2 separate regions of the Homo sapiens genome follow, and region 1 is linked to region 2. Evidence: read pairs that join two places in POLR2A ChIA-PET (ENCODE). Cell type or tissue: IMR-90. All regions are shown on one strand. Links, peaks and the distances in the headings refer to the core of each region. The heading gives the core; the rest is flanking DNA.

Region 1 (8,930 bases), core at 931-8,930, 170 kb before region 2:
TCCAGCCAGGGTGACAGAGTGAAACCCTGTCTCAAAAACAACAAAAAAAAACTATTTTAAAAAATTTTTAGGTAACAGGATTTTTTTCATTCATTCAATTACTTTTTTTTTGTTTGAGACAGAGTCTCGCTTTGTCACCCAGGCTGGAGTGCAGTGGTGTGATCTCGGCTCACTGCAACCTCCACTTCCCAGGTTCAAGCAATTCTCCTGCCTCAAGCTCCTGAGTAGCTGGGATTATAGGTGTGCGCCACTGTGCCCAGCTAATTTTTTGTATTTTTAGTAGAGACAGGGTTTCACCATGTTGGCCAGGCTGGTCTCGAACTCCTGACCTCAAGTGATCCATCTGCCTCAGCATCCCAAAGTGCTAGGATTACAGGTGTGAGCCACCTCACCTGGCCCATTCAACTACTTTATATTAAACACCTCCATGGGTTATGCACTGTGCTAGGCCCTAGGGATACAAGGGTGTACACAATGAATATGATTCTTTTCCTCTTGGCTCTCACTATATGATGGAGGGAGACAGACAGAAAATTATAATAGTCAGTTATAATTGTACATGATATCTACTCTGATAGGATAGATAAAGGGCCAGAGAAGGCTTCTCTGAGAATAGTAGAATCTATGTGAAGACTTGAAGGATGAAAAGGAGTTGCTTAAGTTATGGGTGAGGGAGTCATAGATGTATAAGCTGGACGTGAGAGCATGGAATGTTCAGGAACTCAGACATCAACATAGCTAGTGTAGAGTGTGAAGCAGGAAAGTAACCAGAAATGAAGATAGAGAAGTATTTAGTGTTAAGATGGTAGAGATGTACTTTTTTGTACCCTATATAAATGTATAAGGATGTGTTTTTGTGTTTTTAATGCTGTTCTTACAATGACTTAAGTAATCGCTGTAAGTTAATAGATAACCTGATTAAGAAAACTCTATGGCTAGGCGCGGTGGCTCACGCCTGTAATCCCAGCACTTTGGGAGGCCAAAGCGGATGGATCATGAGGTCAGGAGTTCGAGACCAGCCTGAACATGGTGAAACCCCGTCTCTACTAAAAATACAAAAATTAGCCGGGCGTGGTGGCGCGCGCATGTAATCCCAGGTACTCAGGAGGCTGACGCAGGAGAATCGCTTGAATCTGGGAGGCGGAAGTTGTAGTGAGCCGAGATCGTGCCACTGCACTCCAGGCTGGGCGACAGAGCAAGAGTCTGTCTCAAAAAAAAAAAAAAAAGAAAGAAAGAAAGAAAGAAAACTCTACTGGATCTAGTTATTAGTTTATAATTTCTTAACTTATTCTTCTAGTATGAAGAGTTAATGGAAGCCTTTAAAACTTTGCATAAAGAATATGAGCAGCTCAAGATATCTGGATTTTCTACAGCAGAAATAAGAAAGGTAAAGGAAAGAAAACATAGTAACAATTTTTTTGGGATTTGAATAATATTGGATTTAGCATTTTATTAATTCAGTATGAGTCTTAAGACTATATGGAGACTAGTGATAGCAAATGGCACATTTTACTTTGTGGGGGGACCTTTGGTAGTTCCTTACTGATGAAATTGATGAGACTGGGGTAAATTCACGATGAGTAGTTACTTACAGTACGGAAGAAGAGTGATATATGTCCATCTACTATTCCTCCATTATGTCCTGTAAGTAAACCAGAATAATGACAAGAACCTAGAGTCTATATTTTAATTTATTCATTATTACTAAAGCTTTCTCTCTCTTTTTTTTTTTTTTTTTTGAGACAGGGTCTCACTCTGTCATTCAGACTGGAGTACAGTGGTGTGATCACAGCTCACTACAGTCTCGACATCCCAGGTTCAAATGATCCACATGCCTGAGCCTCCTGAGTAGCTGGGACTACAGGCATGCGCCACCATGCCCAGCTAATTTTTGTATTTTTTTGTAGAGACGGGATTTTGCCATGTTGCCCGGGTTGGTCTTGACCTCCTGGGCTCAAGCTATCCTCCCACCTTGGCCTCTCAAAGTACTGGGATTATAGGCATGAGCCACTGCTGCACCTAGCCTTTATTTCTTGTTTAATCATATTTTCTAAATTTTCTACAAAGCATATGTTCAAGAATACTTTAGTAGGCCAGGCATGGTAGCTCATGCCTGTAATCCAAACACTTTGGGTGGCCGAGGCTGGAGGATCATTTGAGCCCAAGAGTTTGAGACCAGCCTGGGCATGATGGCAAGATTCTGTCTCCAGAAAAAAAAAAAAAAACAAATTAGCCAGGCATGGTGGTGCACGCCTGTAGTCCCAGCTACTCAGGAAGCTGAGGCAGGAGGATCACTTGAGCCTGGGAGTTCAAGGCTGCAGTGAGCTATGATCATACCACTGCACTCTAGCTGGGTGACAGAGTGAGAACTTGTCTCAAAAAAAAAGAAAAGAAAAAATAATTCACTCATAATCTCGTTCTCCAGAGACAACTATGGTTGACATTTTGATAAATATATTTAAATCTTTTTCTTGGTATTCTGTAGATAAATGTTGTAATCCGCCTCTTTCAATTAATGTCATTTCATGACTTTTTCTCATGTCATTAAACATTCTTCTGCATGATTTTTAATGACTTTCATTGTATTATGTGGTGATTTATTTAACAATCCTCATACATTTTGGTCATTTCCAAATTGTAGATGTAACTTGCATTAATGAGAATCTTTACAGAGGATGTCTTTTCATGAATGTTTTATTCGGACAAATCATCAGATATAAAATTACTGGGCTAGAAGGGATGAACATTTATTTTAAGATTTTTTTTTTTGAGACGGAGTCTCACTCTGTCACCCAGGGTGGAGTGCAATGGCGCAATCTTGGCTCACTGCAACCTCCACCTCCTGGGTTCAAGCGATTCTCCTGCCTCAGCCTCCCAAGTAGCTGGGATTACAGGCACTTGCCACCACGCCTGGCTAGTTTTGTATTTTTAGTAGAGACAAAATTTCAACATGTTGGCCAGGCTATATTTTAAGACTTTTGATATTGTTCTTCAGTACAGTGCTATCGGTAATGAGTAAGAGTGCCCATTTTTCCAAATTCTGTCAATACTGACTACCGTGTATATTTTACCTTTACTATTACTGCGATATTTAAGCTATTAGTTTTTTAGATTTAGGAAGGAGTTTTTTTATTTGTTTGTTTTTATAACAAAATACTATGAAGCTGGTTAACAGGAAGGAAGTTTATTTTTGAAGTCTTTATTTTCAGAGACGGAATTGGTTCATTGGAAAAACCAGGTACAAACTTATGTCATGAAAATACCATAGCCTTAAAAATAATTTTGATGGAAAATTGGCAAAATATATGGCTTGGTATTTAACAGAACAGATGGGATGTCAGCAGCTGTTGTTCATGTATTTAGACCTGCACACTTTCCATTATAGAAAATTTTTCAAAAATCATGTGCCCATATTTGGAATCAGAACACAAATGTGCTGGTTGGCAGCTTTACCTTGCTGCATTATAACTGGTTTTTGTTGCATTTCTGGATGAACACCAAGCTGCCAAAAAAATTACCCTGCATAAGAAGCCCTGGGGGAAAAATAGAAATGACCTTCATCCAAAAGAGGATCTTGGTTGTTAATGCTGTGGTTATAAATGATGAAAATGTTAGATGCATAATCAAAATAAAACCTTATCTGTTTCCTACAGACTGAGAATACTTTTTCTTATAAGGTCTTCTTTGCCACTTTTTAGGATATCAGTGCAATGGAAGAAGAAAAGGATCAGCTCATTAAGAGAGTTGAACATTTGAAGAAAAGGGTAAGGCAGAATTAGTACTGTAAGACTTTGGCCCCAAGTCCCAAGGACTTGCAAAGATTTAGGAATGCAAATAAAGATTCAGCCAAGCATGAGTGTACATCTGAGGATGGACTCAAATAACATTGACGAAAAGGGAATCTCTCTAGACAGTAGCCCAGCACTTTCAAGGACCTGGAGCCTAGAGCTTTACTGTCATCTCTAGGGAGTACTGTTTACCAAAAGGAAATGATAAGTGGATGTCTGAGTCACATGACATGCTAATTTTTTTCTTCAAACCTGACAGTAACATGTACTACTTATTCCCTTACTGTAGGTTGAGACAGCTCAGAATCATCAATGGATGCTTAAAATAGCAAGGCAACTTCGAGTTGAAAAAGAGAGAGAAGAATATCTTGCACAACAGAAACAGGAACAAAAGAATCAGGTATCCACATAAAAGTTTATATTCTCAGTATGAAGGAAATAGTTCCTTCTCATAATCCAAATGTAAAGAAAAGAGTTTTAAAATTGTAGACGTTCACGTTCCTTTTGCTAACATAATGGAATACTCTTTTAATTAAGATAAATATTTCAGGCCGGGTGCAGTGGCTAACACCTGTAATCCCAGCACTTTGGGAGGCTGAGGCGGGCGAATCAGGAGGTCAGGAGTTCAAGACCAGCCTGGCCAGCACAGTGAAACCCTGTCTGTACTAAAAATATAAAAATTAGCTGGGCATGGTGGCACATGCCTGTAGTCCCAGCTACTCCAGAGGCTGAGGCAGGAGAATCACTTGAACCCAGGAAGTGGAGGTTGAGGTGAGCTGAGATCACGCCACCACACTCCAGCTTAGGCAACAGAGTGAGACTTTGTCTGAAAAAAAAAAAAAAAAAAAGATAAATATTTTGTGGCAACAACAATACCACTTTTTGGGTTTTATACTCTGAATTGTATCTATACACTGTCTTTTGGCCTATGCTTACCTCGTGTTGTTCCAACATTACAGAAGAGTCATTGTAATGTTAACAGTAAGATTAACTGCTAATAAAACTTCTAGAATCTCTACAGGATGCTTTTAGATTCCAGGGCTATGAGACCATTCTTTTTATTCCAGTGATCACAGTACCCTCTGCAGTTTACTACAATGGCAAATAAGTCATGAAAAGGCTCAAAATCACCTACACTCCATGTTTTTAAACTTTGCCTTAAAGAAAAATAATTTGCTAAGAAATTATTACTTTTACTTATTAAAAATCTATTTTAAAATCTGAGTAGACTTATACATTAAAATATATTTCACATAAGCTTCATTTACTACTAAATCAGCAGTTTAAATGTTTGATTTTGCTGGCACTTGACTTGGCATCGAAGTAGTTTCACTGCAGCAGTAAGCTGCATCGCCTAAGCCCTGAATGGTTACTTGGCGTTGGTTTGTGATTCTGAAACATCACTATATCAATGTTAACATTACTTGGCCTTAAGAAAACCATGTATAACAAGAAAAATCTGGTGTGTGTGTTTCTTTGATAAGTATTTTTCCTTAAACCGCAAATTCAGTAAATAACTAAAGAAAAATTTGTGAAAACTTCCTTAAAAAATGTATGTGAAAAGGTATTGAGAGAACCAGTTACATTTTGGGTTTAATATGGGAATTTTCCGAGTTCTTATTATTTGTTCCTTTTATATCATAAGAATTATATGGAACTTGTATTTTTCATTGCTTGCCTAAGTGAGAGGTAAGCTTCAGTAGACTAAGCAAGTAATCTATTTAATTGTATTTTAAAGCTATTTCATGCAGTGCAAAGATTGCAAAGAGTACAAAACCAGCTGAAAAGCATGCGCCAAGCTGCAGCAGATGCAAAGCCTGAAAGTAAGTGGAAATTATTATATGGTATAGATGATTAGAAAATATTAATTTAAATCACGATCTTCCTAAAAAATCAATTTGTGAGAATTAGTTATCATCAAGTGATGTCTCAGCATTTTGGAACATCATTTCCTAGCTGGAGAAGGAGAGCCCTGATAAAGACATCCCTGGGTTTTCACCAGATGTTTTTAAAAATTCCTAACCAGATGGCCGGGTGCAGTGGCTCATGCCTATAATCCCAGCACTTTGGGAGCCCGAGGTGGCGAGAGGTCAGGAGTTCGAGACCAGCCTAGCCAACATGGCGAAACCCCATCTCTACTAAACATACAAAAATTAGCAGAGCGTGGTGGTGGGTGCCTGTAATCCCAGCTACTCAGGGGGCTGAGGCAGGAGAATCACTTGAATCTGGGAGGCAGAGGTTGCAGTGAGCCGAGACCGCGCCACTGCAGCCCAGCCTGGGCGACAGAGCGAGACTCCATCTTAACAGCAACAACAAACAATTCCTAACCAGTTTTTCACATCAGAGAGTGAAGATAATGAAAACAACTGTGGAGGGAGGCTGTCTGGTTTGTGCTTGTATAAAGGACTTAGCATGGCTGGGCGTGGTAGCTCACACTTATAATCCCAGCACTTTAGGAGGCTGAGGCGGGTGGATCACTTGAGGTCAGGAGTTCGAGACCAACCTGGCCAACATGGTGAAACCCTGTTTCTACTAAAAGTACAAAAAAATTAGCTGGGCATGATGTCATGTGCCTATAATCTCAGCTACTCAGGATGCTGCGGCAGGAGAATTGCTTGAACCTAGAAGGCAGAGGTTGCAGTGAGCCGAGATCGCGCCATTGTACTGCAGCCTGGGCGACAGACTGAGACTCTGTCTCAAGAAAAATAAATAAATAAATAAATAAATAAAGGACTTAGCATGGACGTTGTGAAAATGATGGTTGGAAAAATTATGAATCATTGTTTTAAAGCCAGGGCTATAAAGAAAAAGAATAGAATGCTGGATCCTTAAAACCGAGTGTTTTTCATATTTTGGTTTGTAGAATAACAGTGCTAATGACGTAGGTATCTCTGGCTCTGTTCTTACATTAGCTTAACACAGAGGATAAACTGTCCTAACAGCCCAGATTACACCACCAGATCCATCCTAGGCATTTTACAAAGCATTTTTGCTTGTCAGAAGAAAGACCACGCAAACTGAAAGAGCAGTGGAAAGCTCTCATTTGTACTGGAGAACTATCCCAATGTAAATAGCTGATAGAGGGTTAATTCATCTTTCTGTAGTAATCTATGAAATTCTACAAGAGCAGGGAGCAGGAGGTTAAGGAGTTCCTACTTCGTTGACATCTTTCTGGGAAGTGGAAAGTGATCTGTTCACAGCCTAGGAAAAGGGTAGATTAAACATATTTAATTGATCCAGGTATTTAGTTTAATAAGCTCTAACTTTTCAGTAACAAAAAAGGCTTACAAAAGCTAATGTTTACTTAAATAACAAAAAGTACTTTTAGTATGACAGTATAATTTGTCTTTTTGCAGAGTAACAGCTATATTATAAAACATTCACTGAGGTTAATCATTTTTTTTTTTTTTTTGAGATGGAGTTCCACTCTTGTTGCCCAGGCTGGAGTGCAGTGGTGCAATCTTAGCTCACCGCAGCCTCCGCCTCCCGGGTTCAAGCGATTCTCCTGCCTCAGCCTCTGGAGTAGCTGGGATTACAGGTGTGTGCCACCACACCCAGCTAATTTTTGTGTTTTTAGTAGAGACGGGGTTTCTCCATGTTGGTCAGGCTGGTCTTGAACTCCCGACCTCAGGTGATCCACCCGCCTCAGCCTCCCAAAGTGTTAGGATTATAGGCGTAAGCCACTGGGCCCGGCTGAGGCTAATCATTGTTATACTCCACACATTTGTGAGATTTATTACATAAAAGAAGACACTCATTTGATTATAGTAGGATCAGTGAGATGTTTTCAAAGGGTTTTTAATATAAAAGTTTGCTGACATCTTAGTGACCTTGTATTTAATTTACCCAGGATTTTGAAAGATAATGCTTTTAAAACTTTTCATAGAAACATATGACTATTTTTCAAGGTCTAAGTTAAATTTTTTAAGAGAGTAATTTAAAATTTGATGGAAACTTGGTTTTTATGTTTTAAACAGCTTTATTGAGGTAAAATCGACATATAATAAACCACACAAACCCTGGTGCAGTGGTTCACACCTGTAATCCCAACATTTTAGGAGGCAAAGGCGAGCAGATCACTTGATCCCAGGAGTTCAAGACCAGCCTGGACAACATGGCAAAACCCTGTCTCTACAAAAAAATACAAAAATTAGCCAGGTGTGGTGGTGCACGCTTGTAGTCCAGCTACTTTGGGAGGCTGAGGTGGGAGGATCACTTGAGCTCAGGAGGTGGAAGTTGCAGTGAACTGAGATTGTGCCACTGCACTCCAGCCTGGGCAACAGAGGGAGACTCTGTCTCAAAAAAAAAAAAAAAAAAAGAAAAGGAAAAAAGAAAAGAAAAAGCTGCATGTATTTGGTATGGTTCAGCGACTCACACCTATAATCATACTCCTTTGGGAGGCCAAGGTAAGAGGATCACTTGAGCCCAGGAGTTTGAGACCAGCCTGGGCAACATAGCAAGAATCTATCTCTACAAAAAATAAAAAATTATTTGGGAGGCCAAGGCGGGTGGATCACAAGGTCAGGAGAGCGAGACCATCCTGGCTAACATGGTGAAACCCTGTCTCTACTAAAAAAATATAAAAAATTAGCCGGGCATGGTGGCGGGTGCCTGTAGTCCCAGCTACTTAGGAGGCTGAGGCAGGAGAATGGCATGAACCCGGGAGGCAGAGCTTGCAGTGAGCTGAGATCACGCCACTGCACTCCAGCCTGGGCGACAGAGTGAGACTCCATCTCAAAATAAACACATACATACATACATACAATAAAATAAAATAAAATAAATAAAATAAAATAAAATAAAATAAAATAAATAAAATAAAATAAAATATAAAATAAAATAAAATAAAATAAAATAAAATAAAATAAAAAATAAAAAATTAGCTGGGCATGGTGGTACATGCCGATAGTCCTAGCTGTCCAGGAGCCTGAGGCAGGAAGATCACTTGAGCCCAAGAGTTTGAGGTTAAAGTGAGCTATGATTGTGCCACTGCACTCCAGCCTAGGTGACAGAGTAAGACTTTGTCTCAATAAATAAATAAGTAGCACATATTTAAAATGTATTAAATTTTTTTTTTTAATTTTACTTTAAGTTTTGGGTTACATGTGCTGAATATGCAGGTTTGCTACATAAGTATACATG
Region 2 (11,474 bases), core at 1,984-9,983:
TAGAGACGGGGTTTCACCGTGTTGGCCAGGATGGTCTCAAGCCCCTGACCTCGTGATCCATCCTCCTCGGCCTCCCAAAGTGCTGGGATTGATTACAGGCATGAGCCACCGCGCCCAGCCACGCCTGGCTAATATTTTTGTATTTTTAGTAGAGGCAGAGTTTGGCCATGTTGGCCCGGCAAGTCTTGAATTTCTGGCCTCAAGCGATCCACCTGCCTCAGCCTCCCAAAGTGCTGGGATTACAGGCGTGAGCCACTGCACCTGGCCTTCAATACAATTATTGAATGCCAGATTATTAGTATATTCAAGGTCTGTGTGATCCTCATTATTATCTTAATTCCAGAACATTTTCATCACCCTCAGAAAAACCCATACCCATTAGCAGTTGTTGCCCTGTTTTCCTCCCACCAGTTCCTGACAACCACAGTTTATTATCTGTTTTGTGGATTACTGTCTGTTTTTCTGGATATTGCATATAAATGGAGTCAATCTTGGTGACTGGCTTTCTCTTAGCATAGTGTTACATTTCGTTCATGAATATAGCATGTATTTCATTCCTTACTGCTGAATAATGTTTATTAGTTGATGGACATTTGGGTTGTTTCCAGTTTTGGTCTATTATGAGTAATGAATAGTGCTATAACTTGTACATACATGCTTGTACTAATTTTTGTGTGAACATAACATTTTCTCTCTGTTAGGTATGTACCTAAGCATGGAATTATGGGGCCTATAGTGACTCTATACTTAACATTTTGAGCAGCTACCAAACTGTCTTTCAGAATGGTGGTGATATTGTTCTACATTCCCACCAACAATGTATACAAGTTCCAGTTTCTCTACATCCTTGTCAAGACATGTCATTGTCTATCGTTTTAAAGTTTTACCCAGGAAGTGAGTATCATTGTGGTTTTGACGTCCGTTTCCCTAATTTCTTAATGATGTTGGGCATCTTTTCATGTGGCTATTGTCCATCGGTGTGTTTTCTTTGGAGAAATGCCTGTTTAAATTAGGTTATTTGTCTTTTTAATGTTGAGGTATAAGAATTCTTTACATATCCTGCCTTATGAGGTGTGATTAGCAAAATTTTTTCCCCATTCTATAGGGATTCCTTTTTTTCACTTTCTTGATGGCATACTTTGTAACATACAAGTTTTTAATATGATAAAGTCCACTTATACATTGTTGTTGCTTGTGCTTTTGGTGTGATGTCTAAGAAACTGTTGCCAATTGAAGGTCACAAAGACTTTATATATTAGCCAGTATATATGATCCAGGCGTCGTGGCTCATACCTATATGATCCCAGCACTTTGGGAGGCTGAGGCAGGAAAAACCACTTTTTTTTTTCTTTTTGAGACGGAGTCTTGCTCTGTTGTCCAGGCTGGAGTGCAGCGAGTGGCATGATCTCGGCTCAGTGCAACCTCCGCCTCCTGGGTTCAAGCGATTCTCCCGCCTCAGTCTCCCGAGTAGCTGGGATTACAGGTGCACACCACCACACTCAGCTAATTTTTGTATTTTTAGTAGAAACGGGGTTTCACCGTTTTGGCCAGGCTGGTCTTGAACTCCTGACTTCAAATGATCCGCCTGCCTCAGCCTCTCAAAGTGCTGCGATTATAGGCAAGAGCCACCATGCCCAGCCTAGGAAAAAAACACTTTTAAATTAGCCAGGCAAGGTGGTACAGGCCTGTAGTCTCACTACTCAGGAGGCAGAGGTACGAAGATGACTTGAGCCCAAGAGTGGAGGCTGCAGTGAGCTACTATGATCCTGCCACTGTCCTCCACCCTAGGCAACAAAGCAAGACCTTGCCTCTTTAAAAACAGCAACAACAGCAAAAACTATGGTGTGAGGTAGGAGATCCAGCTGCTTTCTTTTGCATGTGGATATTTAGTTGTCTCAGCACCATTTGTTGAAAAGATTTCTTCACTAATTTGTCCTGCAACCTTTGTGAAAAATTAATTTACAAATGCAAGAATGTATTTCTAGACTCTATTCTTACTCCATTGATCTCTGTCTTTAGGTCAGTACCATACTGTCTTGATAGCTAGCTGTCGTTTTGTATTTTTTGAAATTGGGAACTTGGGAGTGTAACTTTGTTCAAGATAATTTTGGGCATTCTGGGTTCCTTACATTTACATATAAATTTTTAAGAGTTGCTTGTCAATTTCTGCAGAAAGCAAGCTGGTATTTTCAGTAAGAATTGTGTTGTATCTATAGATGAGTTTGGGAAATATGGTCGTAATATCAAGTCTTTGGATCCATGAGCATAGGGATGTCTGTTTTTTTTTTGTTTTTTTTTTTTAAGGTCTGTCATTTCTTTCAACACTGGTTGTCAGTGTTCAAGTCTTGTGCTTCTTTTGTTATTGCATTTTTGGCGGGGGGAATATTTGTAATTGGAATAATTTTTTGTAACTTGAAATTGGCCTATTGGTGATATTTATTTATTTATTTATTTTTGAGACGGAGTCTCGCTCTTTCACCGCTATGACAGGCTGGAGTGCAGTGGCACGATCTCTGCTCACTGCAAGCTCCGCCTCTCGGGTTCACGCCATTCTCCTGCCTCAGCCTCCCCAGTAGCTGGGACCAGAGGCGCCTGCCACCATGCCCAGCTAATGTTTTTGTATTTTTAGTAGAGACAGGGTTTCACCATGTTAGCCAGGATGGTCTCGATCTCCTGACCTCGTGATCCACCCGCCTTGGCCTCCCAAAGTACTGGGATTACAGGCGTGAGCCACCGCGCCCGGCCTAGTGATATTTATTTTTAATTAAAATTTTTAGATTCAAGGTACATGTGCAGGTTTGTTATGTGGATTTAATGTGTGATGCTGAGGTTTGGGCTTCTGCTGATCCTGTCATCCAGATGATGAGTATAGATGATGAGTATAGTACTTCACAGATAGTTTTTCAGCCCTCGCCCCTCTTTCCCTCCCACTTTTTGGAGTGCCCAGTGTTTATTGTTCCCATCTTAATGGCTATGTGTACTCAGTGTTTAGCTCCTACTTACAAGTGAGAACAGACAGTATTTGGTTTTCTGGGTTAACTCACTTAGGATAATAGTCTCTGGCTGCATCCATTTTGCTGGAAAAGACATGATTTCATTCTTTTGCATGGCTGCGTAGTATCACATGGTGTATATATACCACATTTATTTTTGAGATAGGGTCTCACTCTGTCGCCCAGGCTGGAGTGCAGTGGTGCGATTTTGGCTCAGTGCAACCTCCACCTCCCAAGCTCAAGCCATCCTCCCACTTCAGCCTCCTTGTGAGTTCAGGCCATCCTCCCACCTCAGCCTCCTTGTAGCTGGAACTACAGATGCCCACCACGCCCAACTAATTTTTGTATTTTTCGTACAGATAAGGTCTCACCATGTTGCCCAGGCTGGTCTCGAATTCCTGGGCTCAAGTGATTCACCCACCTTGGCCTCCGAAAGTGCTGAGATTACAGGTGTGAGCCACCACGCCCGGCCACAATTTCTTTTTCTTGGGATATATACCCAGTAATGGGATCGCTGGGTTGAATGGTCATTCTGTTTTTAGTTTCTTGAGAAATCTCCAAACAGCTTTCCACGGGGGCTGAACTAGTTTACATTCTTGCCAGCAGTGTATAAGTGTTCCCCCCAGCCCCACCACCTTTTTTTTTTTTTTTTTCTTTTTTTTTGAGGCAGGATCTCAGTCTGTTGCCCAGGCTGGAACACAGTGGCATGATTATAGCTCATTGAGCCATGGCTTTCCAGGCTCTAGTGACCCTCCCACCTGAGCCTTCCAGGTTAGCTGGGACTGTAGGCACACACCACTATGACAGGCTCATTTTTAAATTTTTTCGTAGAGATGAGGTCTTACTATGTTGCCCTGGCTAGTAGTTGAATTCCTGGGCTCCAGTGATCCTCCCACCTCAGCTTCCCAAAGTGCTGGGATTACAAGCGTGAGCCACCGTGCCCAGCAATAATAGTCACTCTGACTGGTGTGAGATGACATCTCATTGTGGTTTTGATTTGCATCTCTCTACTAGTGATGTTGAGCATTTTTTCCTATGTTGACTACTTGATTGTTGTCTTTTGAGAAGTGTCTTTTCATACCCTTTGCCCACTTTTCAACAGTGATTTTGTGTGTGTGTTTGTGTGTGGATTTAAGTTCCTTATAGATTCTGGATATTAGTCCTTTGTTGAGTGCATAGTTTGCAATTATTTTCTCCAATTCTGTAGGTTGTCAGTTTACTCTGTTGATAGATTTCTTCTGCTGTGCAGAAACTCTTTCGTTTAACTAGGTCCCAATTGTCAAGTTATTTGTTGCATTTGCTTTTGAGGCTTAGTCATAAATTCTTTGCTTAGGGCAGTGTTGAGAAGAGTATTTCCTAGGTTTTCTTCTAGGATATTTACAGTTTGAGGCCTTACATTTAAGTCTTTAATTTGCCTTGAGTTAGGAATTCTTTTTTCAATTTCATTTTCAGATTGTTCTTTGCTAGCGTGTAGAAATAGTTTTTTACGTATTGATCTTGTAGTTTGCCATCTTGCTGAACTCATTAGTTAGTTTTAATAGTTTTTATGGGTTCCTTAAGATTTTCTATATACAAGATCATGCATTTGCAAATGAAAATGTTTTTACTTCTTTCTAGTCTGGATGCCCTTTATTTCTTGCCTAATTGCCCTGGTTAGAATCTCCAATACAACGTTGAAGTACCAAGAGCAGACATCCTTGTCTTACTGATCGTAGGGGAAAGCATCCAGTCCTTCACAGTGAAGTGTGACATAGGTGTGGGTCTCATAGGCGGGTGCCCTTTATCATGTTGAGGAAGCCTAGTTACAGCTGTAATATTTAGGTTGTCAGTATACTCTGGTGACCTTTCATGGTGTTTGTAAACTTATATGCAAATCAGAAATGATAGTTTGCTGGGTTACTAGGACCAGCAGGTCATTGAATTGGGTAAGATATAATTCTAAGGCATTTGCAACTATTATATGGAACATTTTGGAAAAGCATACCGTGACTGTATAACCTGGGCCAGATAAATAGGTATTTATTTTATTAAGACTATACACGTTGAGCCTTTTAAACTTCCACCTCTTTTAGAATTAGTAATCAAATTGACTGTGCAATCTAGCATTTAGCCTGATAATTCAGTTTTGTGAAAACTATAGAGTGAACTTTAATTCTGAATTTTTTCTTGTCAGTCGAAGGTACTATTTGCGTAGCCTGAAAGATTAAATGGCATAAATTGTGCTTTTAGACATGGTGACTTTTATATTTTCATTTACATTATGAAATTGGATGTGAAGGGGTTTTTCAGATGTGTTGGAAAACTGGAGAGTGTTGTAAACTAATTCGAAGCTGAAAATAAAAAAGTACTGACTTAACGATTTTGATATTTGCAGAAAGGAACAGACCTTTTTGTAGTCACTGTTTGGAATGTAAGGGTCATCTCCTGACTTTAAAATTCTTTGTCAGCTTTTGGAAGATATCTGGTAGGATGGTTCTGGCTGAACTTTTCAAAGACTAAGCTGGAATAGGTGGTTTTTTGAGGGAGATATGGAGAGAGAGTTTAAGGAAACTAATTTTTTTTTTTTTTTTTTTTTTTTTTTTTTTTTTTGAGATGGAATCTCACTCTGTCGCCCAGGCAGGAGTGCAAGGGCGTGATCTCAGCTCACTGCAACCTCCGCCTCCTGGGTTCAAGCGATTCTCCTGCCTCAGCCTCCCTAGTAGCAGGGATTACAAGTGCCCGCCACCACACCCGGCTAATTTTTGTATTTTTAGTAGAGACAGGGTTTCACCATGTTGGCCAGGCTGGTCTCGAACTCCTGGCCTCAAGTGATCCGCCCGCCTCAGCCTCCCAAAGTGCTGGAATTACAGGTGTGAGCCACCATGCCCAGCCAGGAAACTAAATTTTATATGTTGCTATACCAGCTAATCATTCCAAAGAGAAACTGGGTAAGCATACATAGCAAATGCTAATGTGAGTCTTAAGTATCTAGAACACAAGAGCCAAATGAAATTGATATGGCAAATAAAAACATGGAGAAAATAACCCGCACATAGGCTGTGCTCAGTGGCTCATGCCTGTAATCTCAGCACTTTTGGGGGAGGCCAAGGCATGCAGATCACTTGAGTCCAGGAGTTTGAGACCAGCCTGGGCAACATAGTAAAACCCCATCCCTACAAAAAATACAAAAATTAGCTAGGCGTGGTGGTGCGTACCTGTAGTCCCAACGACTTGAAAAGCTGAGGTGGGAGGATCACCTGAGCCCAGGAGGTCGAGGCTGTGGCAGTGAGCTGAAATTAAGCCACTGCACTCCAGCGTGGGCAACAGAGTGAGACCCTGACTCAAAAAAAAAAAAAAGAGAAAGTGACCCACATGTTCACCTCTTAAGAAGCCACAGTAATTCTACATTATCTTAAGGCCAAGAAAATATTTCTCCGGATGGATGGAAACCAAAAGTAGTGAAGTTGTACATAATCTTATAAGAAATGAACGTCATTGTTTTTAAGCTTTCTGTATTATCTGCTGACATGAAAGTGAATCAAGCTATAATAGCCTAAGTCATTTCTGTTTTCTTTTTTTCTTTTTCCTTTTTTTTTTTTAAAGTAGAGACGGGATTTTACCATGTTGGCCAGGCTGGTCTCGAACTCCTGACCTCAAGTGATCTGCCTCCCTTGGCCTCCCAAAGTGCTGGGATTACAGGCATGAACCACCGTGCCCGGCCATGGTTTTGTGGGATGTTTTTTTGAGACAAGGTCTCCCTGTATTACCCAGCCTAGTCTCAAACTCCTGGGCTCAAGGGATCCTCTTCCCTTGGCCTCCCAAAGTGCTGGGATTACAGGCATGAGCCACCATTCCCAGCTAGAAGTCTTAGTTTTAGAATTTTGGGGCTTCTAGTATATGCCGCAGGGGTTATTTATTGACTTCTTAAGAACACTGTTTTCAGGGTTGTTTAAAACAAACTTTATGTATCTTGGTAACCCAGGGTTGATGAATAGCACCAGGAAATAAATATTCTCAGATGACTTCTGTCTTGTAGTATATACTCTGGAGCGAATCATCTTTTAAGATTTAAGTAGTGGAAGCAACACAATCTTAAAATTGCATTTGCTTTAGCACTTGTACAGAAATTGATAATTTTATTTCCTAAAATGAAGACTTAATAGCCAACAGGGTGCCAGCAATTTCAAGATTTACTCGGGAATAAAAAGAATAATTCTTAAACTTGACAGCAATTTAAAGGAAGAAAACTTTCAATTTAAAGGAAGGAAACTTTTACTTCAGACAGTTAACATGCAGTACTGAGATTTAGTAGCAGGTATAAACTGCTTTTGAAGCAGTTGAGTAAAAGGCAGAGTTGTGAAATAGATGAGTGGATTCATATAAGAACCTGGATTATGATCCTAGTTCTGCATGACATTGGACTATGTACATTAACCTCTGCAGAATTAGGTAATTGGAGTACTGTTTCAAGGAGCTTTCTTGCTCTAAAAAGTGTGATTTAGATAGTATGGCCATGAGTCCATGTGGACTTTTTTTTGCTTTTAGAAAGCTGTTGGGGTTGGAATTGACTGGCTTTAAACATTTAGCAAACATTAAATGCTCTTTAACACAAAACAGAGTAGTCAGTCTGCTGTAGAGCAGAGGAGTTGGCATACTATCTTTGTGGGTTGGTTGGTTGGTTCGTTTGTTTATAGACATGAGGTCTCACTGTGTCACTCAGGCTGGTCTTGAACTCCTGGCCTCAAGTGATCCTCCTGCCTTAGCCTGTAATCCCAGGTCTTTGGGAGGCGGAGGCGGGTGGATCACAAGATCAGGAGTTCAAGACCAGCCTGGCCAAGATGGTGAAACCCCCGTCTCTACTAAAAATACAAAAATTAGCCGGGTGCAGTGGCAGGCACCCGTAACCCGTAATCCCAGCTACTCGGTAGGCCGAGGCAGGAGAATTACTTGAACCCAGGGGGCAGAGGTTGCAGTGAGCCAAGATCGCGCCACTGCACTCCAGCCTGGGGGACAGAGCGAGACTCCATCTCAAAAAAAAAAAAAAAAAAAAAAAAAAACGCTGGGATTATAAGTGTGAGCTATAGCGTCCAGCTAATATTTTGGGTTTTGTGGGCCACAACAATCTCTGTACCAAAGTCTTTTGTAAAATATGAAAAGAGAATTGTTTAAAAAAAAAAAAAAAAAGGTGTTGGCTGGGTGCAGTGGCTTATCCCTGCAATCCTAGCATTTTGGGAGGCCATGGCAGGAGGATCACTTGAGCCCAGGAGTTTGAGACCAGCCTGGGCAACATATTGAGACCTTGTCTTTACAAAAAAAGTTTTAAAAACTTGCATAGTGAGGCTGGGAGCCATGGCTCATGCCAGCACTTTGGGAGGCTGAGACGAGGTTCACTTGAGCTCAGGAGTTTGAGACCAGCCTGGGCAACATGGAAAGACCCCGTCTCTAAAAAAATAAAAAATGAAAATTTGCTGGGCATGTTGACGTGCTCCTGTAGTCCCTGCTTCTCGGGAGGCTGAGGTGGGAGGATCAGTTGAGCCTGGGAGGTCAGGGCTGCAGTGAGCTCAGATCGTGCCAGTATGCTCCAGCCTGGGTGACAGAGTGAGACAGAGTAAAACTCTGTCTCCCAAAAAAAGTTCGGGGGGTGGGGAGCCTTAAGATTTTGCACACTGCTTAGATCAATGTTTCTCTAACTTCATGTGTGCAGGAATTACCTGGGGATGTTGTTAAAATGTATGTTTTGATTGGTTCAGTCTGAAATGGGGCCTGATTATTCTGCATTTCTAATAAGCTCCCAGGTCAATAATTTGAGTAGCAAGGCTCTAGAGCAGATCTTAATCATTTCTAGATCACAGTCCCTTTGAGAATTAATGAAATTTATGGACTTTCTTCCCCAAAAACATATATTGAAAATCTTGTGTGCAACTTCAGGAGGTTCATTTGTCCTCCTCCTCAGAAAGTCCACCTCAGGATTCTAGCTATTTAGTTTTGAAAACTGAAGTACAGGCCGGGCATGGTGGCTCATGCCTGTAATCCCAGCAATTTAGGAGGCCAAGGCAGGCGGATCATTTGAGCCCAGGAGTTCGAGACCAGCCTGGCCAACACTGTGAAATCCCATCTTCACTAAAAATACAAAAATTACCCGGGTGTGGTGGTGGATGCCTGTAATCCTAGCTACTTGGGTGGCTGAGGCACGAGAATCGCCTAAACCCAGGAGATGGAAGCTGCAATGAGCCTAGATTGCACAACTGCATTCCACCCTGAGGGACAGAGCGAGACTCTGTTGCAAAAAAAAAAAAAAAAGAAAACAAAACAAAAAAGAAAAATTGCTTTAGTTGTTCTGTAAATCCTGGAAGCTATACCTCTGTTTCCAAAGCCAAGGTATAAATTATTACTCTAGAAAACGGATAAGCAGAAGAGCAAAATAGTCTAAAACAAAAATCAGCATAGAGAGTTTTTGAGTTTGAGAGCCCCTGAGCACTGTCAGAATAGCTAAGACATTAAGAACTGTGAGAAATGAGAGTTCTCCTCAACCATCAGACCATGATAGGCCAGTTGATCTTGAAGCCTGACCTGATTTCATGGGGCTGGCATTTCCTTCCTGATTTCCTGTAATCACCTCCTCTCTACTCCCCATGATTCAGTGGTAGTCACAGTACCAGGAAGTGCCAACCTTTTCATTCTTGCTACTGAGATGAAGATTTTGGAAAAAGGAGAAGAAACCATGTGGTTTGGGAACCACCTTTCCTTTTTTTTTTTTTTTTTTTTTTGATACGGAGTCGCTCTGTCGCCCAGGCTGGAGTGCAGTGGAATGATCTCGGCTCACTGCAAGCTCCGCCTCCTGGGTTCACGCCATTCTCCTGCCTCAGCCTCCCCGTTAGCTGTGACTACAGGCACCCACCACAATGTCCGGCTAATTTTTTGTATATTTTAGTAGAGATGGGGTTTCACCATGTTAGCCAGGCTGGTCTCAAACTCCTGACCTCAAGTGCTTCATCTGCCTTGGCCTCCCAAAGTGCTGGGATTACAGGTGTGAGCCACCGCTGCTGGCCATGGGAACCACCTTTCCTAAGCATTAACACCAAACCACCTAGATGGGCAGATTTAACTGTGACCAACTTTTATATTAAAAGATAATGGAACTTTTTTTTTTTTTTTTTTTTTTGAGACAAAGTCTCGGCTCTGTCACCCAGGCTGGAGAGCAGTGGTGCAATCTTGGACCACTGGAACCTCTGCCTCCTGGGTTCAAGCGATTCTTCTGCCTCAGCTTTCCCATTAGCTGGAATTACAGGTGTGCACCACCCCACCTGGCTATTTTGTATTTTTTTTTTAGTAGAGACGGGGTTTCACCATGTTGGCCAGGCTGGTCTTGAACTCCTGACCTCAAGAGATCCACCCACCGTCAGCCTCCCAAAGTGTTGGGATTACAGGCATGAGCCACTGTGCCCGGCCGATAATGGAACTTTTGAAAACCAAGGGCTTGGTGGCCGGGTACACTGGCTCATGCCTGTAATCCCAGCACTTTGGAGGCCGAGGCGGGCAGATCACCTGAGGTCAGGAGTTCGAGACTAGCCTGACCAACATGGAGAAACGCTGTCTCTACTAAAAATTCAAAATTAGCTGGGCATGGTAGCGCTTGCCTGTAATCCCAACTACTTGGGAGGCTGAGGCAAGAGAATCACTTGAACCCAGGAGGCAGAGTTTGTGCTGAGCTGATATCGTGCCATTGCACTCCAGCCTGGGCAGCAAGAGTGAAACTCTGTCTCAAAAAAAGAAAAAAAAAAAAAAAGTAAAACAAAGGGCTTGGCATTATCAGTGCCAGAAAAATACAAGATTGAGAGAATGGGGAAACAGGAGGGACATAAACTTGGTGGGAGTATACATTTGTATGCAAAAGTAAAAGATAACAGACGAAGATGTTAACCCTGTAACACCGTAAAAGGAAATGTTAGAAATAACTAGATAGCCATAAAAATAGAGGATGATTCATTTAGTTCATGGTATGGTTGTGAAATACTGTGGCCTTGAACAAGTACCTTTTAGTGTCTCATTTTCCTCATCTATAAACAGGGAGGGAGTAAAGATAATAGATCCCTCCTTAGAGTTGTGAAGATTGAATTAGTAACCTGTGAAGCTGTTCCAGCAGTACCTGGTCTAGAAATAATAGTCTCAAAATTTCATTGCTTATTATTACTATACAGCCACTTTTTAAAATGAGACAGGTATGTATAAATATAAAAGGTCTAATATTGTTTTAGTGAATGTTGTACATAAAGAGATGTCCAGAAAATCCAGAAGATACACTTTTTTTTTTTTTTTTTGGAAATGGAGTCTCGCTCTGTCGCCCAGGCTGGAGTGCAGTGGCATGATCTCAGCTCACTGCAAGCTCCGCCTCCTGGGTTCATGCCATTCTCCTGCCTCAGCCTCCCAAGTAGCTGGGACCACAGGCACCCGCCACCATGCCCGGCTAATTTTTTGTATTTTTAGTAGAGACGGGGTTTCACC

Evidence for each region. Peaks named below come from ENCODE experiments on the same cell type or tissue, not always from the same donor. Only the 100,000 strongest peaks of a DNase experiment are listed, where the experiment ranks them.
Region 1: POLR2A ChIA-PET joins it to region 2 with 19 read pairs; 2 of 35 experiments call an interaction of 5 or more read pairs at or near these places.

Annotation. Positions count from the first base shown.
Region 1 is chr12:110,131,250-110,140,179 of GRCh38, forward strand. It overlaps IFT81 (intraflagellar transport 81), which reads left to right. Exons shown (of 19, transcript NM_014055.4): 5 at 1,298-1,387; 6 at 3,699-3,764; 7 at 4,078-4,188; 8 at 5,527-5,611. Among named protein-coding and RNA genes, the nearest start is that of IFT81, 11 kb to the left of the region's middle. In IMR-90, for the core only: no CTCF peak of the experiment used is centred there; a DNase peak (open chromatin) is centred at 3,932; H3K27ac peaks cover 755 bases.
Region 2 is chr12:110,303,594-110,315,067 of GRCh38, forward strand. All of the region lies in intron 5 of ATP2A2 (ATPase sarcoplasmic/endoplasmic reticulum Ca2+ transporting 2), which reads left to right. Among named protein-coding and RNA genes, the nearest start is that of ATP2A2, 28 kb to the left of the region's middle. RefSeq lists an enhancer at 11,040-11,119. In IMR-90, for the core only: no CTCF peak of the experiment used is centred there; a DNase peak (open chromatin) is centred at 9,568; H3K27ac peaks cover 1,988 bases.